3 separate regions of the Homo sapiens genome follow, and regions 2 and 3 are each linked to region 1. A link is a loop called in an ENCODE intact Hi-C map of the cell type or tissue named here. Cell type or tissue: PC-9. All regions are shown on one strand.

Region 1 (5,000 bases):
ATCACGTAGTTCTCATGCCATGGTTTTCAGCTCAGTCAGGTCATTTAAGGACTTCTCTACACTGTTTATTCTAGTTAGCCATTCATCTCATCTTTTTGCAAGGTTTTTAGCTTCTTTGTGATGGGTTCAAACATCCTCCTTTAGCTCGGAGAAGTTTGTTATTACTGATCACCTGAAGCCTTCTTCTCTCAACTCGTCAAAGTCATTCTCTGTCCAGCTTTGTTCCATTGCTGGCAAGGACCTGCGTTCCTTTGGAGGAGAAGACGTGTGCTGGTTTTTAGAATTTTCAGCTTTTCTGCTCTGGTTTCTCCCCATCTTTGTGGTTTTATCTACCTTTGGTCTTTGATGATGGTGATGTACAGATGGGGTTTTGGTGTGAATGTCCTTTCTCTTTGTTAGTTTTCCTTCTAACAGTCATGACTCTCAGCTGCAGGTCTGCTGGAGTTTGCTGGAGGTCCACTCCAGGCCCTGTTTGCCTGGGTATCACCAGCAGAGGCTGCAGAACAGCAAATGTTGCAGAACAGCAAATTTTGCTATCTGATCCTTCCTCTGGAAGCTTCATCTCAGAGGGGCACCCAGCTGTATGAGGTGTCAGTTGGCCCTTACTGGGATGTGTCTCCCAGTTAGGCTACTTGGGGGTCAGGGACCCACTTGAGGAGGCAGTCTGTCTGTTCTCAGATCTCAAACTCCATGCTGGGAGAAGCACTACTCTCTTCAAAGCTGTCAGACAGGGACATTTAAGTCTGCAGAAGTTTCTGCTGCCTTTTGTTCAGCTATGCCCTGACCCCAGAGGTGGAGTCTACAGAGGCAGGCAGGCCTCCTTGAGCTGCAGTGGGCTCCACCCAGTTTGAGCTTCCTGGCAGCTTTGTTCACCTTCTCAAGCCTCAGCAATGGCGGACGCCCCTCCCTCCACCTCGCTGCCACCTTGCAGTTCGATCTCAGATTGCTGTGCTAGCAGTGAGCCAGGCTCTGTGGGTGTGGGACCCTCCGAGCCATGCGCAGGATATAATCTCCTGGTGTGCCGTTTGCTAAGGCCATTGGAAAAGCACAGTATTAGGGTGGGAGTGTCCCGATTTTCCAGTTGCTGTCTGTCACGGCTTCCCTTTTCTAGGAAAGGGAATTCCCCAACCCCTTGTGCTTCCCAGGTGAGGCAACGCCCTGCCCTGCTCTGTGGGCTGCACCCACTGTCTGACAAGCCCCAATGAGATGAACCTGGTACCTCAGTTGGAATATGCTGGGAGCTGCAGACTGGAGCTGTTCCTATTCAGCCATCTTGGATGACAAGGCCAATATCCTACTGTTATTAAACTTTTCTTCTGCCAGAGAACTTTGTCCATCTTTTCCCACTTCCCGAGTGTATTTGCCGACATTACTCTCTGTACTTTTTTTAAAAAAGAAACTCTTGATTTTGGAACATTTTAAGATTTACAGAAAGTTGCAAAGGTAGTACAGAGAGTTCCTGCATGCCTTTCCCCCAGCCTCCCCTGTTATGAACATCTTACCTAATGGTGGCACATTTGTCCAGACTAAGAAGTTCATCTGTACATTACTATTAATTCCTTGTACTTCCAAATAGCTGCTGTCTCTTTTTCAGGCATTAATTAGGAGCCCAGATAATTCTAATGTTGATATTTGATTGAACCAGGATACTTCCTTGTGAATAAGAAGTGGGCTCTATAAATTCAACATTGTACACACAAGTTATCATAGGTCTTTCTTTCTTTCTTTTTTTTTTTTTTAGATGGAGTCTTGCTCTGTCACCCAGGCTGGAGTACAGTGGTGCAATCTCGGCTCACTCCAACCTCTGCCTCCTGGGTTCAAGCGATTGTCCTGCCTCAGCTTCCTGAGTAGCTGGGATTACAGGCGTGCACCACCATGCCTGGCTAATTTTTGTATTTTTAGTAGAGATGGAGTTTCACCATGTTGGTCAGGCTGGTCTTGAACTCCTGATACCATAGATCTTTTGTAGGGTCCATGTGGTCCTAACAAAATTCCATCACCTCTGGCAGGCCCAGAGAACTGCTGGTTAATTACTAAAAAAAAAAATACATAAAGCAGACTCCTATTGAAACCAATTTAAAATATGTGTTTGAGTATTCACAAACTTACCCTCACTGTGTTTGAAACCTTCAAGTTTTTTTTGGTGAACACAGAATATCTGTTTTTGAACAAAACATTCTAACCTGATGTGTAAATGTGATATGCTCATAGAAAGGGAGCTGAAGATTGCAGCACTCTTTTGGACATGATATTTGATACAAGTTAGATTATAAGACTCAAGATTTTGAAAAGGGCCCCTTGGAAACTTCCCAGATGAGATGGTTCAATGGGGAACATACCAGATGGAATGTATAGGCCTCTGTCCTAAACAGATGTTGTACAGCTGGGAAAGCTGTGACAAGAAAATGCACCCCAAATGCTTCTGATGGACAGATCTCTGTGCACACATGCACACACACACACACACACACACACAGCGTTTTAAGAATCAAAATATTCAGATTGCTTAAAAATTAGAATTTCAGGTGTCAGTCACCAGTGGTGTATATATATATATATATATATATATATATATATCCCCATTGTTGGAATGGCCCAGTTTGTCAGCATCAAATCCATAGTCCATCTGTGATTGCCCTTGAAACTGATGAATTCACTTCAATTCCAACCTAATCAATTCTGAACTAGTGCCTTGAAGTCATTTAAATAGTAACTTCCTTTGCACAAAATCTTAAGACCGTGGAGAGTGGAGGTCAAGAGAACACTAGTAAGGTGGCCTCTGACTTCTTGAGCTTTTGACATTCAGCCACCAGAGGCTGCTCTGAGACCATTATCCTCTTTTCACTCCGGGTCCAAATCCCAACGGTGAAACCTGTAAGGACTGATTTTGTTTCCATTGCTTTGAATTTTCCTTCCTCAATGCAGTTCCCTGGAGGTCTGCTGTTTGGAGAAGATGATTAATTATAGTTAAAGAGGAACAGCTGAAAGAAGAAAAAAACTACAGATTACTGTTTTGCCCTCCTCTCTATTTTTAAACTCTTAATCTTGTTCTGTTTCTTTTAAATAAAAGAAAATTGGTCAGGGTGGAAAGAGAAAGTGCTTTCTTACTGGCACTGGCTAATTTTTCTTCATTTTTCCCCTCTGTGTTGCTGGATTTTCAAAGAACATTTCTGAAGGGTTTTAAATCTTTATTCCACAATACTTACTTCCACATGGTTTCTATTCTTCCAGATTTTGCCAGCATTTTATAGTTGCTTTCATGCTGTTCCCTCTGTTTTATGTTTTTAAATCTTTGCCTTTCTCCTTTCTCTCTATCTAACAAAGCAAATCCAAAATTAAATGGAATATCTATAGTTAGGTAAGAAGGATTAAAAATGGTTTTGTTGCCTCTAACATATTTTGTAGTCTGGGACAACTAAGCACTGATTTAAATTGTTAACTGAAGAATGAAACCAGTTTCTTCATGTGACATTGCTTTCAATCTTCACGAGTGAAGACATGACTGTGACAGACAATGACCAGCCTGTCAAAAATAAGTGTTTTTATGTTATTGTTACATACACCACCCTAATTATTATACTTCCATATTTATGAAAGTAAGTTACTATGTAAAGAACTTAAGTTCTAAAGCCATGGCAAATACTAAATTAATAGTTTTGCAGCAGACAAAGTAATCAATGTGTAAATGACCTGGAGAATTTCAGCATGACAATTCTTTCATTCTAGACTTATTCTTTTTTTTTCTTAGTAAAATTCCATGTCTGATTGGAAAAGGTATAATTTAAATGTATGCATTCTTATAGAAGGCATATAGAAAACATGCTCATTTTCTACAGATTACAGAAAAATCAATTGAGTTGCAAGGAAAATGAATACTTATTTTATTAATTTCTATTTGCAGTAAAAGATGGAAATGTAAAGATTTCCTTTTGCTCTGAAAAGGAATTCTTGAGATACCATGAAACATTCCTAAGTGGTATCATATTCATAGAGTGGAACTATCATTAGAAGCATTTGAAATGTTTGGTATTTCACCTCAAGTGTAATCATAATGGTAAAGATTCTTAATATTGGTGACTAAAGTAGGATACATGTGGGTTTATATTTTCAGGTAGAATACTGGCAGCTACAGTATGTCAACTGGAGCATATTTCACCAAATGCCTTGACAAAGATGGAATGACAATGAAATTGCTAGATCTCTTCTCTGGGGCAGGTTATGCTTTTCAACTTGCCCCTACTAAGGAGAGTACCAGAAGCCATTTGCCCATGAGTAATACCTTATTAAACCATCATGATTTAATGTGGCATATTTTTCTCTCAATTTGCATGCCTGACAGTCGACTTCCTGAATATCACATTCGAGCTGAGCCACAGAAGAAAAATAGACCCACTGAAGTAGCATTAGGTCAGCTTCGCGGGATGCATTAGCAACCTGTCTGAACAAAGACGGGGGACTCAGGCGCAGAAAATCATAACGTGGCCCCAGGCCCTGGGAGGTGGCCCCATTGCCTTGCAAATGTATCGCATGACTCATTATTAAACACACCAAGAACAGACGAATTCCAGGCGAGTGAAGCATCCACTGATTCAATTGCAGTTAGGTGGGTTGTACGATATTCGTCTTACTTGCTTTTCCTTAAAGAACACCCACACCATCTCTTACGCTCTTGAACACGGCACGTCAAATGCATGAAGCAAGTGTATTAAGATAAAAATTGCTAGCATTAAATACAGGCACTTAAATTAGTATAACCCTCTGGCCAGATATAGTGCACTAAATTGCACAGGCTTTAAAATGCCAGCACTCAATTTAAAAAAAAAAAAATGTATCCATAGCAACCTCTTTGTTAAGGGAATAGTTACCAGGAAGGATACACATCTTTCCAGAGAATCAGAGATAAAACCATATTAGTTAACTGGATGATATTACTTGGATTTAAATTTAACTAGAGGCATGGTTCAGGAGAAGGGGCTTTTTAAAAACTTTACAACTTATAT
Region 2 (5,000 bases), 86 kb before region 1:
GCCAGGCTGGTCTCAAACTCCTAACCTCAAGTGATCCACCTGCTTTGGCCTCCTAAAGTGCTGGGATTACAGGCGTGAGCCACCGTACCAGGCCTTTTTTCTAAGCATATTGACCCTAAGTATGTATTGTGGTTATGTTCAGTAATGTACACAGATTTTTTTTAATTTACTAATCTTTTAATATAGAATATGTAACATGGCCAATATCTTTTAAAAGTCAATTTAAAAAATGGTTACATGCAGTTTTTTCCCTCGGGAAAAATATATTTATAATTTTTAAATCATATCTTAGAGAATACTATTGTGTTCTCTTTTCTTTCATCAAAACCGAATCTTTTAAGGGGAGTGTTTACTGGGAAAGCCCTTGGGGAAATTGAGAGATGCAATCTTCACCTAGCGGTACAAAGAAGTATAGCTTTTGACTGGCACCTGATTTTATTCACTGAGCTTCTTTAGTGCTCTGAAGTGAACACAGTTGGATTTCTAGATAGGAATTTGCTACTCTTAGTGTCACAGTGACATCATTCCTGGGAGGAGAAAAAAGTGCTGTTTTCTTCTGTATTCCAATGACATAATTGTCCCTCTTTGCAGGGAAATGTGCAGTGCTACAGTTTTGGAGTTCAGACCCATTGTTCTGAACTAATAACTATAAGGCTAGAGCATAATGGAACAACACCTTTAGAAAGCTAATACCCCCACAGGTTTCATCTGACATCTTGAACGAGGTTTGCAGAGAGACACACAAATTGAACCTGTCCCCAATTTTTAAAAATTCGCCCTCATTCTTTAGAATCTAAAGTATTGCAGAATACATTGTACAAATCAATCCCCAAACAAATGGTTTTCTCCATGTTGAGTAAAAGAGCATTGGAATCCTATGATTAAAACCTCAAAATCAACCAAGGTAACTAAGATAAAACAGTAAAACCACAAGGTGGGCCAGATGGCAAAAAGGAAAAGCTCATCTATTTATTTTATTTATCTTTCTATTTTTCCAAAGAGAAATAAGTACTTAAAAATCTACTTGAAAGTCCCAGCTCAAGTGACACCCCATCCAAGAGGCATTTAGAGTTTTTTCCGGTTGGGAAAGATCTTGCCCTCATCCTCTAAACTACAGAGAATCCAGGTCTCTTTTATTGAATTACTATAGTCAGCTGCATATGCTATAATCAATTCTCATCATTCCCATACATGTCTTCTCTCCTTTCTTAGATTATAAGCTCCTTCAAGATGAACATCATACTTTAGATAGACATCACTGGCTTCCCTGGAAAACCCAGCATCTTACTCTGACAACACTCAAAAACAACATGCTGAGGCCCAATGGCTCACACCCATAATTCCAACACTTTGGGAGGCTGAGGCAGATAGATCATTTGAGCCCAGGAGTTTGAGACCAGCCTGGGCAACAAGGTGAAATCCCGTCTCTACAAAATACAAAAAATTACCGGGTGTGGTGGTGCGTGCCTATAGCCCCAGCTACTCGGGAAGCTGAGGTGGCTGATGCTTGAACCCGGTAGGTTGAGGCTGCAGTGAGCCGAGATAATACCACTGCACTCCAGCCTGGGCAACAGAGAGAGACCCTGTCTCAACAAAATAAATGAATAACAATAAACAGATGTTTCCCTAATATCTTACAGAGTAAGATGCCACTGAAGATGGTCCAGCCAACAGTATGCTTTTGACTAGAAGTGCAATTAGCATGCAATACATGGCTACAGTCTCCTTTTACTGCCCTTTAGTTATTTTTTAGCTACTTTAAGTTACAGATGGTTTAAATATTTCGGCTGCGGATCCAGAACTGGTAAATGAAGTAAGAAACTACATCTTTAGCTGGGCGCGGTGGCTCACGCCTGTAATCCCAGCACTTTGGGAGGTCGAGGCAGGCGGATCACGAGGTCAGGAGATCGAGACCACGGTGAAACCACGTCTCTACTAAAAATACAAAAAAATTAGCCGGGCGCGGTGGCGGGCGCCTGTAGTCCCAGCTACTCCGGAGGCTGAGGCAGGAGAATGGCGTGAACCCGGGAGGCGGAGCTTGCAGTGAGCGGAGATCGCGCCACTGCACTCCAGCCTGGGCGGCAGAGCGAGACTCCGTCTCAAAAATAAGAAACTACACCTTTAGTGAAATAGTGCAGTTTTCCTGAACTTCCTGAAATGACATTTTAAAAATCGATATTTGGCCTTACTATGCATTTCTAAGGAGCCAAGGCATGTCAGTGTGGTGTGTACTTTTTGTGACAAATTCCTTTTATGATTCTTAATAGCAAAATTACAGAATGTCATATGGGGGCTCAGCCTCATAGCATCTTTCATTCTTGAGTGAGGCTTGTTTATGCAAGTCTGCAAGAGGGGAGCTCTACAAAAGGAAAATGGGAAGGCAAAGTCGGCCCTGGAAAAATTCAGCCGCTGGAAATGTGGTCTTGTCCAGATAGTGAGAAAATAATTGTCTCCAGGTTTGATGAAGGGTTTATAGCGCTAACATTTTAGGATGAAATACAGCTGGTTTCAGATTCCACTGTCAACTCAGAATCAAGCTAATTTCATGTGGTTTGGGGTTTTGTAACTACTTTTTTGCAGAGTACTTCTCGGAACTTTTTGTTCCAGAAACACCCTTGACATCCCTCCACCAGCACCTAAAATTACTTCAGGCCCAGTAGAAAACTCACTGGGTAGCATTACTGACTCTTCCCAGCAGAGGGCACCATTATACCTCCATCGGTACTGGACGTACCCATAACTTCAGCAAAGAGGTTCTTTAAATTCTCAACCATGAGACACAACCTCTCTGATAAGAAAAAATAGTAATAATAACAAACCTAGCAAGAAAAAGATACTTAAACTTTCTAGAGGCAGCAGCTTCTGCAGTTCCGACCGGGGCTCCCAATGTCAGCAATTGCAAGAGAGGATTCTGCCCGGAAACTTAAATTTCAGGACATGATTTGGCTTGGGTTTCTGATGGCCTCGTCTCCCTTTGTTCTTGGCCATTTCCTGAGCTAGTTCTTCAGTCATCTCAGAAATTTCTGCTGATATCATAAACACACACATCCATAAACTAGTCTGTGATAAAATACATTTCAATTTTCCTCTTGAAGGCCGATATTCATTAACCCAGCAATTTAAATGACGGGATGTTTCTCAACCAGGGAAGGTATTTTTTGTAGCTTTCATCACTGGTTTGGTTGGGGAGAAACGATTGACTAATTCCTATTTGTCTTAGATTTTTGCTTTCCCCCACTGGAATGGCCATTTTTGCCCTTGGGGACTATTTAAAGTTGTAATATCTCTAGATGATTTATAACAAGTAAGTAGCCAGCATTGCTAAATATCCAGGCACATCTCATATCCTTAGATGCATTTTTGAGACTCAAATTTCAATAATTTGCCGTGTCTTTATAATATCAACATGCACACCAGTAGAATAAGGTAGTGGGGGAGATTGTTTTACACAGAAAAAGAAAATGTTAGAACTAGAAGAAGCTTTAGAGAAATTTATGTCTCCTGTCTCCCAACCTCTGGATAAGTAGCATCATCTATTAAGTGATTTTTTTTTTTGCAGCCATATGCTTGCTTTTAAAATTATACTTAGCATAGGATAACATAAAAATGCTTTTTCTAATCACACATTCATTCAGAGATATAAGGAGATGGCCAAAGAACTATGTTGGTGGCAGTTTGGAAATATTTCTACACATAATCTCCCAAAAAGCAAGCCTGTACCCTGCAGAAGAAGGTCGTCTTCTTCTTTCTTTTCTTCTCTTTTTGTAGTGACAGTAATCTTGCTATGTTGCCCAGCCTGGTCTTAAACTCCTGGCCTCAAGCGATCTTCCCACCTCAGCCTCTCAAATATCTGGGATTATAGGCACAAGCCACCATGCTTGGCTGTATTCTTTATTGAGTGCAAAACTAATGATTTAGCTTTAATTTTCAGAAAGTTTTTTTTTTTTTTTTAGATTTAAATCCCTTTTGCCCGAGAAAACAATTATTGGTTTTTGCTAGCATCATTTGTTAAGGAAGTTTTTTGCCCCCACAATCCTCACATTCCAGATTGTACTGTAGGTGGGAGAAATTTGATTCTGTGTTTTCGGCACAGAATGACCATAGAAAATACTTATTGATAGTTGAATGTTACTGAAACATTAGCAAAGAATGCTGTGTCTTTAGATCTGATAAGTGAGAAACCCACAAAATTACACTTTATATGAATTTATCTGAGTTTGCAACATCCAAACCTCTTAAATCTGTTATTCCTCAGCTTCTTTGGTCCTTTGGAATCCAAAGGACCCAAAGGATACAGTATTGTATTAATTACTCTTTAATTCACACTAGAGAAAGTTGACCTCTAGTTCTGATTACATACAGAGAAATATATCTATTCACATACACACATATGTATGGAAAATATTCTGTTTAACACAAGAAAACCCCTTAACACCCAACTTCATTTTTCTTTATTTATTTTTCTTTTTTTTATTATACTTTAAGTTTTAGGGTACATATGCACCACGGGCAGGTTTGTTACATATGTATACATGTGCCATGTTGGCGTGCTGCACCCATTAACTCGTCATTTAACATTAGGTATATCTCCTAATGCTATCCCTCCCGCCTCCCCCCACCCCACAACAGGCCCTGGTGTGTGATGTTCCCCTTCCTGTGTCCATGTGTTCTCATTGTTCAATTCCCACCTATGAGTGAGAACATGCGGTGTTCGGTTTTTTGTCCTTGCGATAGTTTGCTGAGAATGATGGTTTCCAGCTTCATCCATGTCCCTACAAAGGACATGAACTCATCATTTTTTATGGCTGCATAGTATTCCATGGTGTATATGTGCCACATTTTCTTAATCCAGTCTATCATTGTTGGACATTTGGGTTGGTTCCAAGTCTTTGCTATTGTGAATAGTGCCGCAATAAACATACGTGTGCATGTGTCTTTATAACAGCATGATTTATAATCCTTTAGGTATATACCCAGTAATGGGATGGCTGGGTCAAATG
Region 3 (5,000 bases), 650 kb after region 1:
TCATGAACTAGCCTCTGCTAGCTTCAAACTTCTTCAGTAGTTTCCTACTATATACACCTACTATGTACTCGCAATCATTGTTTATGTATTATTTACTTATTTATTTTTTGAGACAGTCTTGCTCTGTCACCCCCGCCAGAGTGCAATGGCACAATCTCGGCTCACTGCAACCTCTGCCTCCCGGGTTCAAGTGATTCTCCTGACTCAGCCTCCCGAGTAGCTGGGATTACAGGTGCCTGCCACCATGCCCGCCTAATTTTTGAATTTTTAGTAGAGACGGGGTTTCACCATGTTGGCCAGGCTGGTCTCGAACTTCTGGCCTAAGGTGATCTGCCCACCTCGGCCTCCCAAAGTGTTGGGATTACAGGCATGAGCCACCGTGCCCGGCCACAAACTTTTTTTTTTTTAAATTTTAAAAAGCAAACAATTGTATGGGGTGGCACATTTTGCTTTAAAAACATGTCATTTCCTGTTTCCAGCACACATCTGTGAACATGAAGATAATTTCAGAGTGTTAATCTTGGTTATACCTGAGTAGTGCCACAACAGGTGATTTAGAGTTTTATCCTATTCTGTATACCAACTTTGCAATAAATATATAGTAATTCTTTCATAAAAATTAACAATATAATGAATAATTTGCTTGTGCAAGTAACATGTCAAAATAAACAACTGAGCAATGAACAGCAATAGTGTTCAATTTCAGGACAAATACTGTACTCGGAAGGGCTTATGCTGCCACCTTGCAGAAGAATGCTTTATGAATGTAGAGTAATTTATAAAATCCAGATGTGTTCATTATTTATAACTTTTATTAAAAATTCATACATGCTCAGTATAGAACAAAGAATCCATAAAAGTACAAAGAAAGAAAAAATTACCCATAATTTCACTTTACCATTGACTCAAGATTCTGAGTTCCTAGGTAGGAGAGATACACAAATCAGGGTATAATAGTTCTCTCAGTATAAAGTCAGCTTTTCTGCTATTTAGGTGCTAATCTTGGACATGGTTCTTATACTTGATTCTTGCTTTGTTTACCTAAAATCAAGTTTCTTCATTTATACAAATATCTAGTAGTTTGACCCTTTGACCCTGTTCAGATATTCAGATATCTTGGTTGCTTTAATTTCTTTTCTTTTTTTTTTTTTTTTTTTTTTGAGACAGAGTTTTGCTCTCGTTGCCCAGGCTAGAGTGCAATGGCTCCATCTCAGGCTCACCGCAACCTCCACCTCCTGGGTTCAAGCAATTCTTCTGCCTCAGCCTCCCAAGTAGCTGGGATTACAGGCACCCATCACCACATCCGGCTAATTTTGTAATTTTAGTAGAAATGGGGTTTCTCCATGTTGCTCAGGCTGGTCTCGAACTCCCGGCCTCAGGTGATCCACTTGCCTCGGCCTCCCAAAGTGCTGGGATTACAGGCGAGAGCCACCACGCCTGGCCAGTTCTTTTCTTTTCTATTAAAAATAAATGTTGCCATGAACATCTCACACACACACACACACATACACACACACACACACACACACCCACAGACATACCTTGGATATATTGCAGGTTCAGTTCCAGACCACCAAAATAATGCAAATATCTCTATAACCTGAGTCGCATATTTTTTTTGGTTTTCCAATGCATATAAACATTATGTTTACTCTATATTGTAGTCTTCAGTGTGCAATAGTATTATGCCTTAAAAAAATGTAGTATCCTAAATTAAAATTACTATATTGCAGGCCGGGCGAGGTGGCTCATGCCTGTGATCCCGCCACTTTGGGAGGCCTAGGCGGGAGGATTGCTTGAGCTCAGGAATTCAAGACCAGCCTGGACAACATGGCAATACCCCATCTCTACAAAAAATACAAAAATTAGCCAGGCGTGGTGGTGCACACCTGTAGTCCCAACTATTCTGGAGGCTGAGGTGGGAGGATCGCTTGCGCCCGGGTGGTTGAGGCTTCAGTGAGCCGTGATAGTGCCACTGCACTCCAGGAGTCTGGGCGAGAGTGAGACCTAGTCTCAAAAAACAAAAAACACTTTATTGCTAAAAAATGCTAAGGATCATGTGAGCATTTAGTGAGTTGTAATCATTTTGCTGGTGGAGGGTCTTGCCTTTATGTCGCTGGCTGCTGACTGATCAGGGTGGTGATTGCTGAAGGCTGGGTTGGCTATGGCAATTTCTTAAAATAACACAGCAAGGAAGTTTGCTGCATCAATTGGCTCTACCTTTCACAAAAGATTTCTCTGTAGCATGCGATGCTTTTTGATAGCATTTTACTCACATTAGAACTTCTTTCAAAAGTAGAGTCAATCTTTTCAAGCCCTGTTACTGGTTTATCAACTAGGTTGACATAATATTCTAATCCTTTGTGCAAGTAACATGTCAAAATAAACACCTAGTCAATTAACAGCAGTAATGTTCAATGTCAGACCAAATACTGTGTTCTGAGACAATTTTTGCTATTTTGACGTGCTTATGCTGTCACCTGGTGGAGAAATGGAAGAATCCCACTAATTTATCAACTAAGTTTATGGAATATTCTAATCTTTTGTTGTCATTTCAATAATGTTCACAACATCTTCACCAGGAGGAGATTGTGTCTTAAGAAACTACTTTCTTTGCTCATCCATAAGAAGCAACTCCTGATCCAGGGACAATGGCTCACACCTGTAATTCCAACACTTTGGGAGGCCAAGGCAGGAAGGTCTCTTAAGCAGGAGTTCGAGACCAGCATGGACAACAAAGTGAGACCCCCATCTCTGCAAAAAAAAAAATAAACTATTAGCCGGGCATGGTGGCACATGACTGTAGTCTCAGCTACTCGGGAGGCTGAGGCTATAGTGAGCCGAGATCACACCACTGCACTCCAGCCTGGGTGACAGAGTGAGACCCTGTTTAAAAAAATTAAAATAAAAGTAGTACTTGGATATTGTTTTTAAAAAGAAAGAAAAAGCTCAATCAATGCATGGAGTATGAACAAGTAAATAAAAATCACCTATAATTTCATCATAGTTAACATTTTAGCCCATTTCCACCCCATCTTTATCCAGCTCATATTTTTCAAGCTGGAATCTTCTTTTATATGCATTTTGGTTTTTGTTGTTCTTTGCTCTGTATTTTTCCCATTTTATTATGAACCTTTTTTTTTTTTGAGACAGGGTCTCACTTTTTCACTCAGGCTGGAGTGAAGTGGCGTGATCATAGCTCCTTGCAGCCGTTAACTCCGGGGCTCAATAGACCCTCCTCCCTCAGCTTCTTGAGTATTTGGGACCACAGGCATGCAACACCACATCCAACTAATTTTTGTAAAAATTTTTAGTAGAAACAAGGTCTCCTTATGTTGCCCAGGCTGGTCTTGAACTCCTGGGCTCCATCGATCCTCCCGCCTCAGCCTCCCAAAGTGTTGGGATTACAGGCGTGAGCCACTGTGTCCAGCCAAAAACTTTCCCATATTAAACAAGGTTGAAAAAATTTTAGCGAACAACTCAAATACCACCCAGATTCTCTCATTAACATTCTACTGTATTTTCCTTTTTCTTTTTATTCATTTTTCTGCTCTGATAAGAGGCAGATTACTATAGTCTTTTTCATGTACCTATTCATTTGTTCATCCCTCTATCCATCCATCAATCCATCTTATTCTTTCATACATTTCATAGTAAATTGCAGACATCAGTACACATCCCCCTAAGTTTTCAGCAAGTATGCCACTAACTAGAGATTGATATGTGTTTACACTGGTTTTCTTTGGATATAAACTTTACACTTAATAAACTGTAACAATCTTAATACATGCAGGTTTTGCTCATTTTTTGCATTTGCCGATTTTCATAAACATTTTGCTTAGCATCACATTAAGCCAACAAATTAATCTCAGAAGGTGGAACAACTTTGCAAAATTTAATTTCCCCATCTGGGACTGGGGACATGTCTCCATGGCTTCTTTTGGCTCTTACTAAGGTTGAGCAGTTTGCAACATACAGGGTCTTGCACATTTCATATTAAGCTTATTGCTAGATATTTGGGAGTTTATTGCTTTTTTGTGTGAAAGTACTCTGTTTCAATTCTAATTTCAAACTGGCTCATTGTGTAGGAACACGAAAAGATTGTTGATGTTTGTGTATTTAGTATCCAGCTATATAATTGAACTTTCTGTTGTAGTGTAATAACTTTTCTTGGACTTTTTTTAGGTATAGGGTCAACTTAGCTGAACAAAGATTCACACACCCTTCTAGGATAATTATACCTCTTTTCTCTGTCTCCTGACTTACAGCACCCTGGCTAGAACTTCCAGAACAATCTAGCTGGGCGTGGTGGTGTACGCCTGTAATCCCAGCTATTCAGGAGGCTGAGGCAGGAGAATCGCTTGAACCTGGGAGGCAGAGGCTGCAGTGAGCCAAGATCACGCCATTGCATTCTAGCCTGGGCAACAGACTGAGACTCCGTCTCAAAAAAAAAAAAAAAAAAAAAAAAAAAAGGAACTTCCAGAGCAATCTTACGTAACTTTGGTAATGACAAGTTTTCAAGTCTGGTTCCCTATTTTCAGGGAATTCTTCTAATGTAGTGATTCACAAGTGTGGGAAGACCAGGGTCAGTGAAGGGGGTGCTTTGCTGGGGGGAGGGTGGATTTGAACAAGGCCCCACAGGCGATCCTGAAATGGCCCCCACCACTCCAAGGTTAGAAAAAACTGTACTAATCCTTCATCGTTAAAGATATATTTAAGTGTTCGTTTAAGATAGACAGCATTGAATGAAGTGTCTTTTGTTTTTTTAGTTTACAAAGGGTGCTTATCGGAAATTAATGTGGAACTCTCTCGCTCTTTCTCTCTTTATATATATATATATATATACCAGTTTTACTGAGGTATAATCCACATACTGTACAACTCGCCTGTGTAAAGCATACAATGCAGTGGTTTTTAGTACATTCACAAGGTTGTGCGACCATTGTCACCATCAATTTCAGAACATTTTTGTCCCTCCTAAAACGACCCCTGTGCCCATG

Evidence for each region. Peaks named below come from ENCODE experiments on the same cell type or tissue, not always from the same donor. Only the 100,000 strongest peaks of a DNase experiment are listed, where the experiment ranks them.
Region 2: a loop joins it to region 1, with 6 times the contacts of the local background. A loop is called at or near these places in 8 of 110 quality-filtered maps.
Region 3: it touches region 1 in a loop (5-fold over the local background); 3 of 110 quality-filtered maps call a loop at or near these places.

The regions. Positions count from the first base shown.
Region 1 is chrX:10,634,363-10,639,362 of GRCh38, reverse strand. It overlaps a transcript of MID1 not described here. Among named protein-coding and RNA genes, the nearest start is that of MID1, 16 kb to the right of the region's middle. RefSeq lists an enhancer at 3,996-5,000. In PC-9, a CTCF peak has its summit at 2,831 (motif pointing right); DNase peaks (open chromatin) are centred at 2,822, 4,032 and 4,522; H3K4me3 peaks cover 994 bases; H3K27ac peaks cover 2,051 bases.
Region 2 is chrX:10,720,671-10,725,670 of GRCh38, reverse strand. It overlaps a transcript of MID1 not described here. Among named protein-coding and RNA genes, the nearest start is that of MID1, 100 kb to the right of the region's middle. RefSeq lists a silencer at 2,548-2,842. In PC-9, CTCF peaks have their summits at 427 and 2,715 (motif pointing right); no DNase peak of the experiment used is centred here.
Region 3 is chrX:9,986,441-9,991,440 of GRCh38, reverse strand. No RefSeq gene overlaps it. Among named protein-coding and RNA genes, the nearest start is that of CLDN34, 22 kb to the right of the region's middle. In PC-9, a CTCF peak has its summit at 2,497 (motif pointing left); no DNase peak of the experiment used is centred here.